Regions from separate parts of the Homo sapiens genome. Here region 2 is linked to region 1. The links are chromatin loops, found by intact Hi-C in ENCODE. Cell type or tissue: heart right ventricle. All regions are shown on one strand. Links, peaks and the distances in the headings refer to the core of each region. The heading gives the core; the rest is flanking DNA.

Region 1 (2,920 bases), core at 224-2,723:
CTGTTCTAGATAGGGTCATATGCATAGTTCTTACCCACAGATTGTGAATGACAGCAATATATTATTTCCATTCTAAATCAGTTAAGAGCAGCTGGGCTTCACACACTTTTCTTTTTTCTTCAGTGACTTTCAAGACAATGTGTTAAAGATGGTAGCAGTACAAGATAGAAGCAGCCTGGATTCTTGAGTCACTTATTGCAGGATAGCTACCTTAGAGAGCCACCTAACAGGAATATCAGCATTGGTCTCTAAGAGCATGAAAAATAAACATTAATTGTTTTAAGCCACTGAGATCTTGGAGTTATTTGTTATAGCAGCTAATGCAGCTTATCCTGTTCTCCTGACTGTCTCAACACTACTGGGATAGACTTCATAAGATTATAGTTAAAGATTCTTGTATTACTCCTTTCTCTCAATGAATGTACAGGACAAAATTTCCTCAAAAGCTAGAGAGGGGAGTCAATTCTTAAGTAAGATGAGTTCATCATGTTACATAGAAGTTAAGCAGCTTAGCATTTGGAGTCAGAGAGATATGAATTTGAATATTGGCATCACCATTTAATTGAAACAGGATCTTGAGTCAATCATTTTTCTTCTTTCTCTGAGTTCATTTCCTCATCTGTAAAATAGCTATAGTCCTTTGAGTTTTAATAATTGTCTCAGGATTAAAGGAGAGAAAAATAGGTAAAATGCATAGCATGGTGTCTCCTTCATAGTCATTGCTCTCATTATTACAAAACTATTTTATTTAAAAGTAATATACTTCAATTAGAACCAATAATAGAATCTTTCTGTGAATGCTCTGCCCTCAGCCCTCCCCTAGTCTCTGCCCACAACTTTTTCTCTTCTGCTAACTTCCAAAACCACATGTGGTTACACAAGGTCTAAGAGAAACAAAAGTACACATATAGAAAGTGGATGCAAAGTTATATTAACAACCAAATATCAACATGAAGTCCCATGACCTACAGCTGGACTCCAAAGCCTCCAAGAATGCAGTTCCAGCCTAGGGATACCCAGTTCAATTCAGTTATGGCTCCTGCTCTTTGATTAATGTGAAAGTTTCCTTTATCCTTCTAAATAAACCCCTATTTTACTTGGGCAAATTTAGGTAGCAAATTTCTGTTCCTTGCAACCAAGAAGTCTGAACTAGTACAATTTATTCACATAACTTGAGTTATTATTTTCTTTTTCACTCTAAAGTAGCAGATACTTTGTCTGCATGCCAAAGTTGGTGCATGACACCAAAACAGAAAGGTATAAAGGCTACACACCCTCAAGTTTGCTTGAGAACACATTTGATTCTTATTTTACTAAATCAACACCATTGCTGTGCTGAAGACAATGTCTGTAGCTTTCCCATACGTGGAAATGAGCTCATTCCACCACTCAGTTCTCTTGGGGATTCTTCAGTTCCTTTGGAATCTTATGCAAATAAAAACAGTAGCCCTTTGGCAGCAACATTTAATCCATGTTCAAAGTAATCCAAGTGTCTTCATAGGTCAAAACTCCACAGACATTCCATTAAGTAAAAATTATAAATTATAATTAGTGTAAATACAAATAATGTAGACTGAGGCAGAGCACCAAAAGATGAAAGAATTTGAAATAAAAACCCAAAATAAAATAGAATAAGTGAATTTTTTGGCCTCCAACCTTACTCAACAATTTGCTGATGTTTTCAAGAAAGTAAATACTTTTAAACTACCCTCAAGACTTTTTATAAAAGTAGAAGCCCTGCCCAAAGGCAAACACTGCATTTATGTAGGTCTCTGGGACCAAGGAATGTGTGGCTACTTCTGACAGACAAGGCTTTTATCTACTTGGGAAATTCATGCTGGAGCATGCAAACCCATACACTGTATTCCAATGTGTTTTGCTGGAGGCAATTTGGAGTTGTTGCATTTAATTACCTCTGATCCAATACTTTGATATCTTGATTAATAAATCCTGGGGGAGAAATAGCTTTAGGAAAGTCAATTTAATTGTCGGAGACACTGGGACAGTCTGGCTCCTCAGCACTGCCATTTTGATTAAGTAGGAAGGCATTGGAGATAGCTAAGAAACAGTCCTCTCATCATTGTAGCTCTATGAGGAAAGAGATGTCACTGCCAGTATTCCACAGTGTGATTATATGAGTGGGACAGACATCAGCTACTGGGTGGGGCCTCTGTACGACTGGAAGAGATCCAACCGAAAGGTTTAAAAGACTCCCAATGTCATGTTGACACCACTAGATATGAAGGCCAACCCCTGAGAAAAATAAGGAAGAAAAAAATTATCCTAGATTACCTCCGTTTCAATCCCTCTACAGTCAATACCCATGTCCTATAGATCCTCCCTCTACAATGTGTCTCAAACTTATTCTTTCCTTTCCATTCCTACTGTCAATGCCTTCATCGAGCCATCATCATTTCTCTACCACAGCCTGCTGACTGTACCCTTTATCCAAATCTTTGTTACATAAATATGATCATACAACAACCTCTTTAAACTCTCTAAAGCTATCTTATCCTATACTACAAAGTTCCCCATTTCAAGTTCCCCATGAAATCACATGCAAATTTTGGTGCATATGTTAACTTTTTTCTGAATAAAGGTATTGTAACTTTCATCAGATTGTCAAATGGGTCATTGACCTGAAAAGCTAAGGCCAACTAGTACACACACCAAATTCAAACTCTTCTGCTTTGTATACAAGATCACCCATGAGCTGCCTACCTTCCCCAGACATACTACCTGCCACTCTGCTGTGGGTTCTACCTATACAAAATGTGTCCTACCTCTGGGACTTGTACCTTGTAATTCCTTCTCCCTACAATATTCACTTGACTAATTCCTACTACTGTTTCATCATCTCTTCCTCTGTGAAAAATCCTTGAAGCTTCCATCCAATGACCAGACAGAATTAATGATTTTC
Region 2 (2,920 bases), core at 142-2,641, 51 kb before region 1:
GTTCTCTGCACTATATTATTCTCACCCGTTCAAGCACTTTTTTGTTCAGACATTCAAGTGAAAACATTGATTCAACCAACCAGTAGGAGGCAAAATATGTCACCCAATATACTTTTTCTCTCATGCATATAAACAAAAGAAGGATTAAAAACACCAGCACCCAAAGAAACAATGAAGACTCCGTTTGATTCTTTGATTTTTACAGCTGGATAAGCTGAGGGTCTCCCTGAGAGTCTAAGCAGTTCATAGTAGAATCCACTTCCTAGTCTTGGGTCTTACCACCAAACCCCATGACCAGAGCTAGGAAACACTATTTCCCAGTTCGCCTGAGACTGTCTTGGTTGACATTAAGTCATCCGAGTGTAGTTAATAATAGTGACTCTGTCACTCTCAAAAGTGTTCCAGGGAAGATAATTGATGACGTGATCACATCTCCTAAGGATGTGTGTTTACTGGGCTTACAGCTAAGACAGACGAAGCCAGTGGGAAGAAGTGGGAAGTATGCAGAGCATTGGCCCTTGGACTGAGCACTCACAGAAACCTGACCACAAGCCCAAATCTTGTGCTGATACGTGCTCCTCAAATTCTCAGAGACATCTGTGATCTAAAATAGGTTAACAGTCACTAGGCCGGTTTACAGCCCTACCCGCTGGGCACCCATCCCAGGAGACAATCAGCTGGGCAGCCTCCAACTCTCTCTCCTCCTCCTGCCTTCTCACTGCACCAAACTGTTCCCATGAAACCCAAACCTACCCAAATGGATTTGGCTCTTGTTGTAGTTTCTCGACTAATTCCCTAGGGCCTCTCGCTCTGGCAAGATTCTGTTAGGTTTGTCATGTTTCAGAAGTATAATGATTAAGAATCACAGAGGGCAAGGGAGTGGGAGAAGAGGAGGAAGAGCAGGTAGGGGGAGGCAGCAGGGAGAGAGATTGGGGAGGGGGACGAGGAGGAGGAGGAGGAAGAGGAGGAAGAAGAGGAGGAATGAGGAGAGAGTATTGTTAACAACAAGACCCCTGGGACAGTCAGCCATGGGAAGATTTCAGTTTAAGCAACAAAGACTATTTTGTTCCCTGAGCTCTCAACTGAGCAGCATTTGGCTCCAACAGAAGAAAGAGGTCCCTGGGGAAAGGCGGGGGCCATGTATCCAACTGCCTCCCTTGTCACCACAGGCTGTCATCTTGTCAGGAGCACATAAACCAGGCAATGCTGGTTTCAGTCCGCACCAGGGGACAGGCCACTGAGCGAAACTTGGTGTCTAGGGTGGTGCCACAGGGATCTGTCTCTTCCACCTGAATCTCTCTCTGGGAGATCCACCTTCCTGGAGATCCTGGCTTCTTTTCTGGAGACATAAAATGAAGATTCAGATCACCCAGGGGATTAAAAATCTCAAGGCAACCTGCAGGAGGTGAGAAAGGAATAAGAAGAGATGGGTATTAACTGCAGGACCCTGGAGCTCCTGGCTCCCTTCCGAGGTGAAGCACCACGATCCTCTCCTACCCTGTCTTCCTTCAAAAACGAAAAACAGTGCTCACTTGGAAGATGAGGATACAATTCCCTGTTGGAAGGGCTGCTGTGGAGATTAGGGACAATATCAACAGAGCTCTCTGTGCCGCGTCTGACACTCTGTGCTCAATAAATGGTAGCTCTCATTAGTGATATTAAAGGGGCTCTACATTTGAAGAGTAAAGAGGTTTGATTTTTTTTTTCTGGAAAGAAGTAAATGGCTTCTTAGAAAGAAGAAGCATTGCCACTGAATCACAGTAAGACTGTGTTTAAAATTCTGTGCATTTAGTCAGGTGTTTGAAGGAACAGTATGTCCCAGTCTCACTGGGAGCCCTTGCTAGCACATGCCCTGTGGAATATTAGCATGTGTGAATTTACAAAATAATCTCTATAACGGACCTTGGAAAATGGGTTCATGGTGTTTGCCTTTCACCTGCAAACCATGGCGGTGATTTAAGGAAAGGCACATGTTAATCAACCCATGTACAGGCCCTAGAGGGGAATAAACGGAGCAGCGTGTCTGGTCAATGTGAAGAGGGAGATTCTCCCTACAGAAACTCAGAGGCCAAAGGAGTGGGAGGAGAAGAGAAACCGGAGGAGGAGTGGATAGAGGGAGGCAGGTGACAATCTGCCTGCCTTAAACGTGAGAAGTCCAGAGCAGGTGAGGTAGGTGACCTCAGTTAGAAATCAGGGGAAGGCACCAGACATTTCCCCTCCCACCTTCCCACTCAGCAGTTTTGAGGCCAAGTGCATCCACACCCCAAAACTGAGAGCTGACACTGAGCACCACCTTTCTGAAACCTCCCTTTGCTTTGGCTAGCAGAATAGATTCTGAGCCATCCTCTCTGGAGCACCATTCATTATTGCTCTGAAAAGGCTGGGACTTGCTTTCAAAAGGCAGGTGGGCCTGGGGACCATGTTTCACTTCTTGACACCATTAATTGGGTTATGAGTCAGAGCTGTAATGAAGACAAGTTTTGGTGTCTCCTCCAACTGTCCTGGGAAATGCACATGCACAGGCCCAAAAGCCACAGAGGGTGAGAGAGCCGGACAGATTTGCTTTGTTTATTGGGCCCACGTGGTCACCAGATAAATGGTCAGCACCATGGGACTCCTCTGTGCACAGGCCTACAGTTTTTTCTGCTGCTCCCAGAGGCCCTTAGATGTCAGAGTCTCTCACCCAGAGTGGCTCATTAGTAACAGGAAGAAGTGGGAGGAGGCAGGAATGGATTCAAAACAAGCCACAGAAGGAGGCTTGAAAGAAGGAATAAAGCAGGGGCTGGTCTTGCATGTGAATCAGGCCATTGTACAAATAGGAGCAAGACCAGCTCCCTACCTGGAGGCAGCAAGGAGAGTGGCACACACTTAGCAGCCTGCATCATGCAGCAAACCTCTGAAGGTCCAAGACTTATCAAAA

What was found. Hi-C counts contacts between places; a loop is a spot of excess contacts. Peaks named below come from ENCODE experiments on the same cell type or tissue, not always from the same donor. Only the 100,000 strongest peaks of a DNase experiment are listed, where the experiment ranks them.
Region 2: a loop joins it to region 1, with 3 times the contacts of the local background. A loop is called at or near these places in 6 of 110 quality-filtered maps.

What each region holds. Positions count from the first base shown.
Region 1 is chr9:81,423,261-81,426,180 of GRCh38, forward strand. No RefSeq gene overlaps it. Among named protein-coding and RNA genes, the nearest start is that of TLE1, 260 kb to the right of the region's middle. In heart right ventricle, for the core only: no CTCF peak of the experiment used is centred there; no DNase peak of the experiment used is centred there.
Region 2 is chr9:81,372,386-81,375,305 of GRCh38, forward strand. No RefSeq gene overlaps it. Among named protein-coding and RNA genes, the nearest start is that of TLE1, 320 kb to the right of the region's middle. In heart right ventricle, for the core only: no CTCF peak of the experiment used is centred there; DNase peaks (open chromatin) are centred at 611 and 1,132; H3K27ac peaks cover 1,825 bases.